Linked DNA regions of Homo sapiens: region 2 is linked to region 1. A link is an interaction called in ENCODE POLR2A ChIA-PET data of the cell type or tissue named here. Cell type or tissue: OCI-LY7. All regions are shown on one strand. Region 1 overlaps DIP2B (disco interacting protein 2 homolog B). Region 2 overlaps ATF1 (activating transcription factor 1).

What was found. ChIA-PET counts read pairs that join two places held together with the same protein. Peaks named below come from ENCODE experiments on the same cell type or tissue, not always from the same donor. Only the 100,000 strongest peaks of a DNase experiment are listed, where the experiment ranks them.
Region 2: POLR2A ChIA-PET joins it to region 1 with 6 read pairs; 2 of 35 experiments call an interaction of 5 or more read pairs at or near these places.

What each region holds. Positions count from the first base shown.
Region 1 is chr12:50,519,403-50,523,402 of GRCh38, reverse strand. The region is part of intron 1 of DIP2B (disco interacting protein 2 homolog B); the gene reads right to left. Among named protein-coding and RNA genes, the nearest start is that of DIP2B, 16 kb to the right of the region's middle. In OCI-LY7, no CTCF peak of the experiment used is centred here; no DNase peak of the experiment used is centred here; H3K27ac peaks cover 786 bases.
Region 2 is chr12:50,793,482-50,797,481 of GRCh38, reverse strand. ATF1 (activating transcription factor 1) reads right to left here. Exons shown (of 7, transcript NM_005171.5): 3 at 1,473-1,573. Among named protein-coding and RNA genes, the nearest start is that of ATF1, 31 kb to the right of the region's middle. In OCI-LY7, no CTCF peak of the experiment used is centred here; no DNase peak of the experiment used is centred here.

The DNA of each region.
Region 1 (4,000 bases):
GAAAATAGGTGGAGGAAAAAAAGCCATCTGTACTGAACATGTACAGATTTTTTTTTTCCTGTCATCACTCTCTGAATTATAAAGAATAACAACTATTGACATAGTATTTTCACTGTATTAGGTACTATACAAGTATATAAGTAATCTAGAGTTGATTTAAACAAGAGGATGTGCTTACGTTACATGCAAATACCATGCCATTTTTTAGCAGACTTGAGCACCCTTGGATTTTGGTAACTGAGGGGAGTCCCGGAACCAATCCCCTACGAAGAAAGGAACAACTGTATATATTTCCATTTTTTCAGATTCTGCTTTTATATCTTTAAAGTTTTACAATTTTCTTCATACAGATCTTATGTCTTTCTTACAATATTTAAGTATTGTATAATTTTTCTCTTTTTCCCAAATATATTCCAGGAAATATTTTATAATTTTTAACACTTTTATAAATAAAATATTTTTCTCCTCACCAATGCAGTTAATTCCCATTCTTCCCCTGCCAATATCCCAGTGACATCAAATAATGCTTTTACTTACCACCTATCCACCACATTACCCTGTCCAACATCTGAGTTCTGCTGAAATCACTGGGAATGTTTCTTTCAGACGACTAGGTTTTCTCTTGCAATATGTTTCTTCTGGATTCTTACTTAGCATTTATATCACACATTCCTTGTCATTCTCAATATATACTATGTATATACAAGCAGGACCTGAAGTAACCTTATTTTACTCAATGTTATGTTATAAAGAGGCTGAAAAGAAAAACAAAAAAATCAATTCCCAGCCAGGGCCACTATCTGTGTGGCGTTTGCACGTTCTCCCCATGTCTGTGTAGGTTTTCTCCAGGTACTCTAGTTTCCCCCATACCCCAAAGATGCATCCATTAGGTGAACTGGCACATTTAATTGTCCCAGTCTAAGTGAGTGTGTGTATGTATGTGTGCGCCCTGCAATGGAAAGTCCTTTCCAGGGCTGGTTCCCGTCTTGTACCCTGAGCTGCTGGGATAGGTTCCTGCCTTCCCAGACCCTGAACTGGAATAACCAGATAAATAATTATCCTGTTGTTTTTATTAATCTTTCTTTCCATTTTTCAAAAATGTGGCCGGGTGTGGTGGCTCACACCTGTAATTCCAGCACTTTGGGAGGCCAAGGCGTGTGGATCACTTGAGGTCAGGAGCTCGAGACTAGCCTGATCAATATGGTAAAACCCCGTCTCTACCAAAAATATAAAAATTAGCTGGGTGTGGTGGCACATACCTGTAATCCCAGCTACTCAGCGGGCTGAGGCAGGGGAATCACTTGAACCCCGGACACGGAGGTTGCAGTGAGCCAAGATTGTGCCACTGCACTCCAGTCTGGGTGACAGAGCAAGACTCTATCTTAAAAAAATAATAATAAAATATACAATAATAAAATAAAAAATAAAAAATAAAATAAATTAAATAAAAAATGTTTGGGGGCTGGGCGTGGTGGCTCATGCCTGTAATCTCAACACTCTGGGAGGCCAAGGCAGGTGAATCCTTGAGCCCAGGAGTTCAAGAAGCCTGGGCAACATAGCAAAACCCTATCTCTACAAAAAATACAAAAATTAAGCCAGGCACAGTGACTCACACCTGTAATCCCAACACTTTGGGAGGCCAAGGGCGGAGGGGCGGTTGGAGTGGATCACTTGAGGTCAGGAGTTCAAGACCAGCCTGGCTAACACGGAGAAACCCCGTCTCTACTGAAAATACAAAAATTAGCTGGGCGTGATGGTGACAGGTGCCTGTAATTCTAGCTACTCAGGAGGCTGAGGCACAAGAATCACTTGAACCTGGGAGATGGAGGTTGCAGTGAGCTGAGATGGGGCCACTGCACTCTAGCCTGGCAACAGAGTGTGAGACTCCATCTCAAAAAAAAAAAAAAAAAAAAGAAAGAAACCTGAAGTCTAACTGAGAAGGTAAAAATAACATAAATGAAACAAACAGTGGCAAATTAAGAGTTAAAACTGTTGCTGAGCTGGGCACAGTGGCTCATGCCTATAATCCCAGCACTTTGGGAGGCTGAGGCGGGTGGATCACGAGGTCAAGAGTTCAAGACCAGCTTGACCAACATGGTGAAACCCCCTCTCTACTAAAAATACAAAAATTAGCAGGGTGTGGGGGTGTGCGCCTGTAATCTCAGCTACTCAGGAGGCTGAGGCAGGAGAATCGATTAAACCCGGGAGGCAGAGGTTGCAGTGACCTGACATCGCGCCACTGTACTCCAGCCTGGGCGACAGAGGGAGACTCCATCTCAAATTAAAAAAAAAAAAAAAAAAAAAAAAACTGTTGCTGAATATAACAATAGTCTAAAAATAGAAGAGATTAATATGGACTAAAGCAGTCAGCAGGTTTCATGATGAGAGGAACGTCAACCAGGCCTTGAAACAAGGGTTGGATTTTAATAGGAGAAAAAGCAGTCCTGACAGGGAAAATACTCGCTACAAATGCAGAGACAGGAATGAGCTTGCCAAGAAAGAGTGAGGAAACCCATATGATTGTAATAGAAGAGTGTCAGATACTAGTAAGAAAAAAGGTAGATAGGGAGGCTGATGGCAGAATCTAGATTCATTCACTAGCTGAACCGAAAAGCATTTTCACTAAAGAACACTGCATGCTGTCCTCATGCAGCTTACTTAGGGGAGATGAGAATATTTATGCAAATAATAATTTCCTAACTTTAAGATAATTTTAAAAATAGCTATGATATAGGGGTAACATTAGAAATCAGAGCTCAGAGAACCGACAAATGGAGAAGTTGTTTTTTTAACAGGATGTTCATTTTCTAGTACTTCTCTTGGTCTTCTTGAAGAAAAACAAGCAAAGAACTATGGAAGGAAAACTCATACCACTGCTTGTTCTACATGTTCAACTTAAAAATGAAAGTTTCTCCAAACCAGAGAGGAAGTCAAATAAATCATGAATGACTTTTTAAAATTTTAAGACAGTGTCTTTGCCTTTGTCACAGATTTACTAAACAAGAACTATCAGAAGCTTCTACCTAACAATTCCTTGCTGGGTTGATTTTTTTTAAAAGGAGATTCAGGCCGGGTACGGTGGCTCACGCCTGTAGTCCCCGCACTTTGGAAGGCCGAGGCGGGCAGATCACGAGGTCACGAGTTTGAGACCAGCCTGGCCAACACGGTGAAACCCTGTCTCCACTAAAAATACAAAAATTAGCTGAGCATGGTGGTGCACACCTGTAGTCTCAGCTACTGGGGAGGCTGAGGCAGGACAATGGCTTGAACCCAGGAGGCGGAGGCTGCAGTGAGCCGAGATCATGTCACTGCACTCCAGCCTGGGTGACAAGTAAGACATTGTCTCAAAAAAAAAAAAAAAAAAAAAGGAGATTCAATGACAAGACTGGTCAGCACTATAAAATTTATTCATATCTGAACTGAATTAAAAGCCATAAGTTCTGGCCCATGATTAACTTACAACAATATGATCTTAAATTCTTAGAAAGAAAAAGAAAAAAAAATCTTGCAGATGCTTTAATGTATGCCTAAAAGCAACAGTCCTCCAAAAATAAAGGGTATTAGAGCACTATTTCTTCACCACAAAAAAAAAAACCTCCAAGAAAAACCAATTAAAGTACATGTCATTCACAGAAGCATCTATGTTCATTTATACATTAATTTTTACATTAAACATTAAATATCCTGGGGGAAAAAAGACTAAAAACTCTTTCTGCATCACCATGTAAGTACAACCCAGAATCAATAACCCAGAAGCTCGAGGCCTGTTCACAACACAGACCTTTCAAAGATGCTAGGCTAGACCTGTGAATTTTCATTTAGGGCTGTCCCATGTAGCATCCAAAATATTATCATCCTGGGTTTCCCCTTTCAGCTTCTCATCATCTCCATCTCAATTCAAGGAAGAAAAAGTAACTTCACAACAAAAGACAAGTACATAAAATTACCTTTCACTTTATAGATGCACTTCATATTTTTCATTCTTTTAAAAAAAATAAAA
Region 2 (4,000 bases), 270 kb before region 1:
TAATTTAAAGATAAAAATAAGGATTTTAGTTCATTGTCTTATACTGTACTTCAAAAATCTGTTGTCAGCTTACTGGTCCTTCCTTTCTAGGTAATTGGTCTTTTCACTTGGAAGCTTTTAGCTTTTAAGATCTCAGGTTTATCCTTGGTGTTCTCCAGTTTTACTTTACAACATACACCTAGATGTAGGTTTCTATTAATTTATCTTGTTTGGGACCTTGCTTTCTTATGCTGAGAAATTCATATCCTGGAAATTGCAGTCATTATCATTTTCTCTCCTGGAGAGACTAGAAGCTGGAAGTGCCCTTCCCTCTTCTCTCCTTTTATCTATGTATGTTGTGTACTGGACCTTCTCATTCTGTGTTCTATCTTAACTTTGTCTTTCTGTGTTCCATTCTAGGTAATCTACTCAGAGCTGTATCCTCAGGTTCTCTCATTTTGTCTTCAGTTACGGGTATTAACCCCTTATCAGATAAGTGGTTTGCAAATAATTTTTTCCCAGTCCGTAAGTTGCCTTTTCATTTTGTTGCTTTGTTTCCTTTGCTACACAGACACGTTTTTTAGTTTGACGTAGTCCCATTTATTTATTTTTTTGTAGCCTAAGCTTTTGGTGTGATATCCAAAAAATCATTGCCAAGGTCAATGTCGAAGAGCTTATCGCCTATGTTCTCTTCTAGGATTTTTATGGTTTCAGGTCTTAACATTTAGGTCTCTTATCCATTTGGTGTTGATTTGTGTAATGGTGTAAGATAAAGATTAAATTTACATTTTTTTTTTTTTTTGAGACAGAGTCTTGCTCTGTTGCCCAGGCTGCAGTGCAGTGGCACAATCTCGGCTCACTGCAACCTCCGCCTCCCAGGTTCAAGTGATTCTCCTGCCTCAGCCTCCCAAGTAGCTGGGATTACAGGTGTGCACTACCACACCCGGCTAATTTTTCTATTTTTATTAGAGACGGGGTTTCACCATGTTGGCCAGGCTGGTCTCAAACTCCTAACCTCAGGTGATCTGCCCGCCTCAGCCTCCCAAAGTGCTGGGATTACAGGCATAAGCCACTGCATCCGGCCAAAGGTCCAATTTCATTTTTTCTTGGAGACAGGATCTTGCTCTATCACCCAGGCTGGAGCACAGTGACACAATCACAGATCATTGTAACTTCAAACTCCTGGGCTCAAGCCATCTTCCCGCCTTAGCCTCTAAGTAGATGGGACTACAGGCGTGCGCCACTATGTCCAGCTAAGGTTTGTATTTTTTGAAGAGACAGGGTCTTGCCATGTTGCCCAGGCTGGTCTTGAACTCCTGGGCTCAAGCAATCCTACCTCGGCCTCCGAAAGGGTTGGGATTATAGGCGAGGGCCAACCAATTTCATTCTTAACACTGACGCGTGCTAACTTCTTTAGTGTACTTTGCACAGCACCTCTTGAACTCATTTGGTACTATCATAACATGCAGGGCTTCATACAAGAGAGTACTCACCTGTAAGATGGGCGCCGTGCTAGGATCCCGTGGGCTTTCTGTGAGGAGCCTATGCTGTCGGATGAGTCCTGGGACTCCTCACTTTCTGATAAAGATGATACCTAAAAAAGAACTGGCATTAACATGATGAACAATGCAGGTGGGAAAAGAAACAACTGAATTTTTACTTTTAGAAAAAAATGATCTGTCTCCTGCCACTCCAATTCATTTGTACATTAAATCTAAAGTCTAAAAGAAAGGAACAAAAGGAAAAGGAAAAATGAGAAAGTTTATTCCAGGAGCCCAACCTATTAAAGGAATATCAAATATAGCAGGCCCAGAGCTGAGAATAAAGTCTGTCCCCCAAATGAAGCAGTACTATTTTACCAGAGTTAAAAAGACCAGGCTCTGATGTCATTCTCCACCCTATTTCTACACTGATGCACATTACTTAAAAGTGTTGTTTTATTACTAATCTACCTGACATGCTAAGTTTGAAAAACCTGTTATATATTCAACTGCTGACATTGAGACGAATATTAAATATACAAGCCTGTAGGTCTGGGAAGAGGTCTGGGCTAGATACATAAATTTTGGAGGTCTAGCTTTTTAGAGTCCTTAAAGCCATGAGACTGGATGAGCTCATAGGGGTAAATAGAAGAGGACTGAGGACTAACCTCAGGAACACTAAGAGACTGGATGAAGAGGAGGAACCAGCAAATGAGACTAAGGAGTCACCAGTAAAGAAGAGAACCAAATGATTGAGCTGTCCATGGAAAACTAGTGAAGACAGCATACTGAGGAGAAAAGAATGATCAACCATGTCCAATGCTGTTTACAAGCTGAGATAAAATAAAGACTGAGAACAGACCATTCGATTTAGCAAGGTGGAGGTCACTGGCAATGGCAGGTATAAATATATGCCATTTTAAAATCTGTATGATTCAATTTTATCTCATTTCACAAGTTAATACATGCAACACTTGGCATGCATACAATGTTAATTTTTATAAACTACATCAATATAATATGCAAGTTATAGCAATATTTTACAATTGAGAAAACAAGTTGTTTTCAATTTTTTTTTAAATATTTTTAATTTTTTTATTTTTGAGACAGGGTCTCACTCTGTCACCCAGGCTGAAGTGCAGTGGTGCAATGACAGCTCACTGTAGCGTCGCCTTCCTGGGCTCAAGCAATCTTCCAGCCTGAGCCTCCTGAGTAGCTAGGATTACAGGTGCACACCACCATGCCCAGCTAATTCATTTTTTTTTATTCTGACAGGGTCTCATTATGTTACCCTGGCTGGTGTCAAACTCCTGGGCTCAAGCAGGCCTCCCAAAGTGCTGGGATTACAGGTATGGGTCACCATGTCTGGCCTCAATTTTTTAAGCGTATTAAAACTTTCCAACATTTGTCCAAAGTTAGATTGTGATATCCGACTTCATCTGAATTTTTTTTTTTTTGAGATGGAGTATCACTGTGTCGCCCAGGCTGGAGTGCAGTGGCACGATCTTGGCTCACTGCAACCTCCACCTCCTGGGTTCAAGTGATTCTCCTGCCTCAGCCTCCTGAGTAGCTGGGATTACAGCCACGTGCCACCACGCCCAGCTAATTTTTGTATTTTTAGTAGAGATGGGGTTTCACCATGTTGGTCAGGCTGGTCTCAAACTCCTGACCTCATGATCCACCTGCCTCAGCCTCCCAAAGTGCTGGGATTGCAAGTGTGAGCCACTGTGCCTGGCCGACTTCATCTTAATTTTTAAAAATAAAATAACCCAGGCCAGGCGCGGTGGCTCACGCCTGTAATCCCAGCACTTTGGGAGGCCGAGGTGGGTGGATCACGAGGTCAGGAGATTGAGAACATCCTGGCTAACACGGTGAAACCCCGTCTCTACTAAAAATACAAAAAATTAGCCGGGCCTGGTGGTAGGCGCCTGTAGTCCCAGCTACTCGGGAGGCTGAGGCAGGAGAAGGGCGTGAACCTGGGAGGTGGAGCTTGCAGTAAGCCGAGATCGCGCCACTGCACTCCAGCCTGGGCAACACAGCGAGGCTCCCGCTCAAAAAAAATAAAAATAAAAATAAATAAAAAATAACCCAAACAGGCCTTTAGAAGGGACATAAGAAATCAATTCTCCACATTAGTTACTATCTATAGAAAGCCTTCCCCTAAACTATTTAGACATGAAATTTCCAGAGAGGCTTCTTTTATATGTTATTTCCTTCAAAAATGAGTTCTAGTATATAACTACTCATTTATATTTCATATTAAATCTATATCATTATACAGAAAAGAATTAGTCATAACCCAATAATAATTAAGAAATAACCAATAATTAAGAAAAATCTGTCACTTTTCTTTTCCTCAAGCATCATAAATTTTTTTTTTTTTTTTTTGAGATGGAGTCTTGCTCTTGTCGCCCAGGCTGGAGTGCAATAGCACAATCTTGGCTCACTGCAGCTTCTGCCTCCCGGGTTCAAGCGATTCTCCTGCCTCAGCCTCCCAAGTAGCTGGGTAGCTGGGATTACAGGCACCTGCCACCATGCCT